Linked DNA regions of Mus musculus: region 2 is linked to region 1. Evidence: chromatin contacts called from ENCODE Hi-C or POLR2A ChIA-PET data. All regions are on one chromosome and are shown on one strand. The core of a region is the stretch at or near the end of the contact, and the rest is flanking DNA. Distances in the headings are between cores, read along the strand shown.

Region 1 (4,137 bases), core at 314-2,813:
TGGCCAAGCGGCCCCCTCCCAATGTCTGAGTCAGAGGAGCTTCACAGAGGAGCTTCACTGAGGTTCTGGTTGGTCAGGGTGTATCACTTTCAGAGCTGCAGAGCAACTGAACTTATGGCTGTCTTCCAGCCACACAGAGCATAAGCTCTATTTTAAAACACTCTTCCGAACTCACAGGCGATGAAGGTATCTCCTAGGTTGTCAGCTTCCGACTGGAAACAAATCACTTCCCTCTCAAACTGTGCTTGCTCCCTCAAGATTACTGCGTGTTTGGGTGTGTATATTTTTATCTTGGGCCAAGCAACTCCACAGGCAAAGATAGGCACCCCCCAAATGTTATCAACATGCCTGAGCCATTCAGAGCCTTCGCAAGAGGAATGAATGGGCGATGAAAGCTCTTCGGCCTAAGGACTTCTCCCACACACACATGACAGAGGGGTATAAAAAATATCTCTCTCTGGAGGGAGGGGGCAGGGCGGATGATAGGGAAGGACATTAAGCAGCAAAGGCAGCCCAGCCGCCGCGGCACTTCTCGAACTGCCTGCAGAGGTGGAAAGGAATCTGCTCATGTAATACAACCAAGCACCCTCCGGCTGCCGCGCAAGGGCACGAATAATAAATACACCCAGGAAGACAAGCAGATGTACAGAAAACAAGCCACCCCAAAAAGGTCAAAACTTCAGAAATCTCGGGGATCATATCCCCCACACAAACGCATCCATCAGTGGGAACGAGGGAAGGGACTTGGAGACTTAGCCAAAGATTCTAAATTTGGGTGTCTTTTTTTTTCCTTCCCAGCTCCTGCTTGCAAAGTAACAGTGGCTACAGGCAAAGCTAGAGAAGAGCAGGAAGGCTGAGGGCGGCGCGGGGTGCGGGTGGGAAGGGAGGGGTGTCTCACACCAGCCACCCAGGCCTCGATGTGACGAAAGTCGTCAGCAGCCCTAACCGCATCCCAACCCCTCCACCCTGCAAGCAGACGCCCCCCTCCAACTCCCCCAGCCTGGCTCCGGTCCCTTGCAGCGAGCAGCCCCAGCAGCCCCGCAGCGGCAGCCCCAGCCAGAGAAGAGCGCCGGCAGCACCGGGATCGCGGCTCCCATCCCTTCGGCAGACACCCCGCAGGCCTCCCTCCTCGCCCACCCGGGATGCCCAGCGCGCCGGAGGTGGCCCCCGCTTACCTTGGGCGCTCGCGGGGGGGGGCTGAAGGTGGCAAGCCCCCCGCCCCCCGCCCCTGGCCTCCTCGCCTCTTCTCTTCCTCCCTCCTCCACGTCCTCCTCTTCCTCCTCCCTACAGTGTGGCCGGGGCTCCCCCTCCTCCCCGCCGCCTGGAGTAAAAGCCGAAAACCCCGGAGCCGGGCCCGCGTGCGTGCGTGCGGGAAGGCGGCGCGCGGCCAGCTCTCTCCAGTCACTGAGCGCGGCGCGCGGCTCGCGGCAACTAAAGTGTGAAAGAAGCGGTGGCCGCGGCGGCCGCGCCACGGAACGGCCCCCCGGGAGTGGGCAGGGAGCGAGCGGGAGCTGGCAGACTCGGAGCGAGGAGGGAGGGGACCTCCGCGCCCAGGCGCTCACTCGAGGGGCGGGGGCAGCCAGACACTCCCCCGCCGCCCGTCCCCTCCCCTGCCCGGCTCCCGCGCGCGGCCCGCTCTCCTCCCCCGGGGCGGGGCCTGCGGAGGCCGCCGGGCGCGGCGCTCGGGGAAGAGGGGCTGGGCAGCCAGGGCTGCGGGGAGGGAGAAGGGTGGGCTCGCTTGTGTCTGTCTGTCGGCCTGTGTGTGCGTGCGTGCGTGCGTGTGTGTGCTGTAGGGAAAAGAGGAGCGAGCTTAGTGTGTGCATGCACACGCGTGCTGCAGGGAGGGCGAGTTGTGTGTGTGCGTGTGTGTGTGTGTGTGTGTGTGTGTGTGTGGTGTGTGCTCTGCAGGAAGGGCGGACTGTGGGTCTGTGTGGCGGGTGTGTGTGGTGTGTGTGTGTGTGATTTCGCGCGCACCCGTGCAAACTGGAGGACAGACCCAGATAGGAAGGCTGTATCCTGCCTGGCCTTCCAGGGACCTGTCACTTGGTTGATGGTGTGGGTGCCGACAGAGGCTTCACTAGGATTGAGGCAGGAACCGGGAGAGGAGAAGTCTGTCAGGCAGATCGACAGCTCTGGGACGCACAGAGGGGTTGTGGCTGCTTGGAGCTAACTCGGGAAGGCTGCACAGCCTCGCCCTACCCCTCCCTGGCCGCCGGGAAGAGCCAGCCGCAGCCAAGGCCGGGAGACCCACCTCTGAGCGTCTCCACCTTGTCTCCCAGCTGCAGCGCCTGCAAGATGAAAGAAGGAAGACGCTTCTGCGACTTAGAAAAAGCTGAAACCTGCCGAGGAAAGATGCGGATGCCCTGCTCTGCTTTCCCCACCCTCCCAAGCCTCTGTGGACAGAAGGGGCGAGGCCGCGCCAGCTGAGAGATTGATAAAGGACCTAAAAAGATCGTCCCTGGCCAGAGGGCCAGTTCTTTGTGGACCCCCACAGGGCAACCAGTTTCCTTCACTTTAGGAAGGCATATTTTTTTCCTCATCCCAGGCATACTGGGCCTTTCGTGTGCACACTGAATTGATCTTTCTACACTGATAGCCTTTGCGGCTCTTTTGTGCCTCTTCTGCGCGCTTCACTGCTCCTTCATTGCCTTAGACTCCTGAGGAATGCCAGGCCCCCAGAGCGAGGACACCCATGGAAACAATGGTGGTAAAAGATCCTCCCCAGACCTCACCGATTACACACACACACAGCAGAATCACTTCCCACATTCAGCCAGGATGAAGTTGGAAGACAGAAAAAGACACAGCTGTGACAGTAATATGACACTTAATTGAAAAGCAAATTCATAAGTTGGCTTAATGAAATAAGCTAAAAACCCACCCATTAAGTGTCTGGAAAGTTGGCCTCTTCATTTTTAAATTCAATTCTTTTTGTTGCTGTTGTTGGTTTTTGTTTTGTTTTGTTTGTTTTCGAGACAGGGTTTCTCTGTATAACCCTGGCTGTCCTGGAACTCACTCTGGAGACCAGGTTGGCCTCAAACTCAGAAATCCCCCTGCCTCTGCCTCCCAGTCCTGGGATTAAAGGCGTGCACCACCACCCCAGGTCTTAAATTCTTTTCCCTCTCTTTTTCAACATCAAAGGCTAATATTACATTGTTCGTGAAACTCAACTGGATTGCCTTTTTCTTTTATAACGTACCTATATTTTAGTTTATTTTTCTTTCTGTAATCTGTATTTGTCGCCTAGCCCCTCGAAAGGAAGAGGTTAAGAAGGGAAAGTGCTTGTAGAAGTTTTAGTCAGTTTTTCATTCTATGAAGTGGAATTCATAATCTCTTCCTTGTAAGCTTGCTAGGAAAGCAAGAAGAACACAAACAGGTGGCACTTCATGGCTAGCATAAGTAAATAAACAAGAGTGGTCACTTTCAATATATGTTAACCTCAAATTTAGCATGCGTTTTCCCCTTTGTAACATTTTTTTTTCTTGAAGAAGGGTGGGAATTGCTGTTGAGTTTATTGAAAAGTAGTCAACCATTCTCTGGGAGTGTTTAGGGCATGTCCCCAAAGTTTCACTGGTGATAAAATGAAAATGAACAATATCCAATGTGCAGGTGAATGTGTGTGTCATAGGAACATTTTCACATCAAGAACACTGAAGACCATATACTCTGTTCTTCACCTCAGAGGCCACAGAGCAAGCACTTCATACATGTCCTGAGAAAGCCCACCCATTCTGTGAACTTTTAAAGCTAGTTTGCAAATTAGCCAAGGTATTACACATTCCTTATGATTTTGTTGTTTTGAGTGACAGTATTGTATGTTGACCGTTGACCTTGACTTTCTATCTCCCAACCTCTTCTTCCTAAGTGCTGGAATTTCTGGGATGCGCCACCACACCACACCAGGCTGTGAATTTTTTTTAATGTGAAAAACTCAGCTAAATATGAAGAAAATAAAAATCATAATTCCACCGACCAGAGAGAAGAACTTGTTAAGTGCTTCGCACATGGCTGATTTTCTTCCATTTATTTTACTGTTCTTCGGTCAGCACACATGTATTAAGCACCTCATTAGGGGAACATATAATTTATCAGGTTACAGTGTTCCTCAGAGAAACTATTCATTTGGAGCTCATTGGC
Region 2 (3,899 bases), core at 1,082-3,581, 140 kb before region 1:
TTTGTTTGCTGAAAGAGGTCTATACCCCTTTTACCTCTAACCCTTTCTCGCCTACCTAGTGTTGGGGGTTGGAAGGGGTGAGGCGGAATAAAGGTTGGAAGCAGAGGTAGAGGTAGAAGAACCCAAAAAAGCAGGTGAAAAAGTGTACCAACAAAGGCTATGAATCAAGGCATTTCTAAAAAGCTGTCGAGGGTGCCGACACACACCTTTCATCCCAGTACTTGGGAGAAAGAGGCAGGAGCAGTTCTGAGTTCAAGGCCAACTTAAGTCTACATAGCAAGTTCCAGGACAGCCAGGACTACATAGAGAGACCCTGTCTCAAAAATAATTAAGAAATAAAATGAAATAAAAGTAAATCCACTGGTAGGAACATTGAGCGGTGGCTTGTCAGCAGGAGAAATCTCAGCCATAGAGCTCAGACGCTATCCAGCAGTACTCAGCCCCGTGGCTGGTGGGAGAACGGGGTTTTGTTAAGTTAATACATTACAAGGGTTTTATCTGTTTACCAGGACACTAACTCTGACAAGATGTCGACAAGGAACGGCTCTTGAGAGAGCTAAAGATGGTCCAAGGTAAACTGTAATCGTAATTGTAACGGTCCAGTATCTCTACCGACACTGAAGTTTTACCCAGCTGTTGGAGACAGAGCTTTTATTTCAGGAATTCTCCTTCAGGCCGTAACTGTGATGAGGCCACGAGCTCATTCCTGCATCACACCACGTTCTACAGAAGCACAGGCTCTAGTGAGCATTCTTCCATGCACAGGCAGTGGAGACGGACACCCACCTCCCTGGGCATGGACCCCAAGGGGCTGGCTGCCTTAGTGTGGACATGAGCAGCCTCTGGCACAGCCTCTAGCTACCTGGGTAAAGGAAGCCTAGCCGCAGATCCACAGAAGGGGAGAGCAGGGTTGGGGAGGGGCCAAGGGAACGGAGGGTCATCTGAGTGACACTTATCTTTGGTACACACACCAGGTAGGTCGATGCTCTTTTGACAACCAAAGTAGTATTTTCACTGTAGTAAAGAAACAATCTATTATTACATTCACTACATGCTGTTAAAATTAAGAATTTACCTGTACAAGTTTTGCCTCTCTGCAAAGTAGGCATGCCAAAGTTAGACATCTACGAATGGTGTTCAGTGGCGGATGCATCTCAATCCCTGGACAGTCTACTCCAGTCTACTCATTAGTCACTGAGGTAAAGCTGGCCAGTCCCAGTCTCCCCACTATCAACCTCCTGCAAATGGTTCAATCTCCATGGCGGTCTCCTTGACTGCCATCTAAGGGTCGAAGGCCAACTGAACAGGGTTTCCTCTTTGACTTGCAATATCTTTATCCAGAAAGCTTGTATTTATTCATATTCTAAGCAGATAAATGTGAAGATCTGACTCACTCTTTGCTAAAATCAACAGTATGACTAAAAAAAAAAAAAAAAAAAAAAACCAAACAAGCCAATCTCACAAAAGTGCTGCCAACATCCTAAGCAAAACCATCACTTTGTTTTATTCATCTGTGTCTCTCATCCCTCTGCTGAGGTGGACTTTCTCCTCTCCTTCCACACATCCTATTTTCTCCTGCAACCTGTTCATCATCTCCTCTGCCCACTTAAAGGCCACACTCAGAGAGATATATCAGGACAGTCAAGACCTTCTTCTTCCTTTGAGGTAGCATTTTTGTGTAACACTTGTGTAGTGTGGTTTACTTTGTGTGCCTGGCCCTTTAAAGGACCAGATGCCTTTCAGTGGTGGTTGCCTCTTGGAATTCTGGGAACAGAAGAGGATATAAAGAAGCCAGCAGAGGCTGAGAGAGATCGAGTGGGATTTAGTAGGATTGGAGTAGAGTCCAGACGACAGAGGAATGGGATTGGAGAAGGACTGCATTTGGGTCAGAGAAGACAGTTGGTGCAGGAGGAAGGAAGCTTGAGGGGGGTCAGAGAAGAGAGAGACTGACCAGCGTGAAAACAGGCGGTTGAAAGTGACTCTGGTTAGCAGAGTGAGCTGAGAGGACAGTTGGTGACAGCTGAGCCAGGAGAAGCTGAGCTGAGCTAGAGAAGGTATCCTTAGGAAACAGGAGAAGGACCCACCACAAATCCCATACAAAGTAAACTTGGGAATCAAAAACAGGAAGAAGGCTGATTGAGCTCCTGGGGAAACAAACAACCCCCTACACACCGTCAGTCACAAGTTATTTTTCTCAGCCTTTTAAGTGTTTGTATGTTATCCAACCTATGATATTTGAAATTCACACATAATAACCATCACCCACTCCTGATTTGCCCAGAACCCTTTTCTGGCCAATGTACTCCTGCCCAGAGGAGGCAGTGGGCTTACCCTCCCTCCAAGCAGCAGATTTCAGCAGCTAGCCAGAGGCAGAACCCAGTTACGCAACTGAGCTTCATTAAGGAAGCCAGGCAGGGAGGCAGCTGCAGATTCAGGGCTCAAGTCCTCCCAGAATCTAGAATTTGAACCTGGGAAGGTCAGTTCCAGCCCTGGTCCTGCCCTTGGGGTAACCTGAAACATTGCTAGGTGACATCTTGGTTTATTTGTGGGAATTCGAGTTGATTTTGTTTCTCATACTTAGGACTATCTTTATTAAGACAGGGTGAAGTGCAATGATTATTTCTTTGTGGTTTGTTCTGTGTTTTTTTGTTTGTTTTGTTTTGTTTTGTTTTTTTAAATCCAAATTTCTACCTCATCACAATATTGGCTAACTACCAATTGTTTTCACATAGATTTTAGTAACATGATAAAAAAAAAATGACAATTTTCCAGTTCATTTGTATTCACTGGTAGGTGGTTTGTGACTGACTAAACAGTAATCTTCCCCCACTGGTTTGCAATGTTGCTCAAACCCTTGTGTATCAGCCTGTATCAGAGTGCTCGTCTCAGGGCTCTTCTGTGCTCACTTCCACTTAAAATCCATGCCCGTTCTAATCATTGTTACTTGGTTGTATATTTTAGGGTCCTCTATAGCGTCTTTCCCTTACGAAAAACATGTTATCAAATGGTACCTTTCTTCTACCACGTCACCAACCGCTACCTATATGCTTCAGATCCAACCAGTGAATCCATCCTACCACAGCCATAGGAAACGACACTCACTGGGAGGCCAGCCCGAGAGCCTGGGCTCCTGCCTGTCAGCCCTGCCCGGCTAAATAAGTAAGGCAGCAAAGAGAAATGTGGAAAAAATTGAGCGGGTTACAAAATTAAAGCAAATTCATTTGCTGTCCTTTCAGAATATTTTTAAAAGCAAGCAATACAAACCCTTGCAACCCCGTCTAGCACCACATTTTACTATTGTTTTTAGAAGGTAATATTTGGTACTTCTAGGGCCCTCGAGGGAAGTCACTGTAACACCCTTAGCCAGCCACTACTTTCTGACCTTTAGTCATAATTCTGAAGGCACCTTCTGCAGATAACTAGGTATTGTGGTTAGATAGAAACAATGTATACATGTATCCAATTTAGTGACACTTATGGACTTAAAAACAAATGCAGTAGTTAATCATTTTAGTACCACATGATATTTTCCACTAAAATGACAAGCGATCGCTGGGGGGAGGGGGCGCGGCAAGGTGGGGTTGAAACACCAGCCAGGAATATTCTAGAACTATGTGGCTGTTAGTCCCTTTCTTACCTGCCTGCAAATTTTCCCACACCACAAAAGCAATCAATCATGCAAACAAGGACAACAATCTCCTCGGTGAGTCAGCAAAGCTACTGCAGGAAATCTTCAGGAATTCCCTTAGAAAACTAAAACCAGAATTACTGGGTGGGTCAGCAAAAGGGCTCAGTGGCCGAAGGTCCTTGCTGTTAATAAGCCTTATGACCTGAGTTCTAACCCCAAGACCCCCATGGTGGAAAGAGGAGGACTTCTGTAAGTTGTCCTCTGACGTTAA

What was found. Hi-C counts contacts between places; a loop is a spot of excess contacts on that map. ChIA-PET counts read pairs that join two places held with the same protein, here RNA polymerase II (POLR2A).
Region 2: a map of left cerebral cortex shows a loop between it and region 1 (4-fold over the local background). The contact joins the enhancer-like site here to the promoter of 1700025G04Rik in region 1. A Hi-C loop is called at or near these places in 3 of 37 maps with a recorded cell type or tissue (gastrocnemius and left cerebral cortex). POLR2A ChIA-PET finds 5 or more read pairs at or near these places in 1 of 5 experiments (Patski).

The regions. Positions count from the first base shown.
Region 1 is chr1:152,088,757-152,092,893 of GRCm38, forward strand. 1700025G04Rik (RIKEN cDNA 1700025G04 gene) reads right to left here and starts at 1,564. Exons shown (of 6, transcript NM_197990.3): 1 at 1,176-1,564.
Region 2 is chr1:151,945,905-151,949,803 of GRCm38, forward strand. All of the region lies in intron 3 of 1700025G04Rik (RIKEN cDNA 1700025G04 gene), which reads right to left. Among named protein-coding and RNA genes, the nearest start is that of 1700025G04Rik, 140 kb to the right of the region's middle. Within about 2 kb of position 2,332, at least 2 of the 3 ENCODE cell types and tissues checked have a DNase peak (open chromatin) inside an H3K27ac peak, as active enhancers do; they include left cerebral cortex, where a contact is called at or near this core.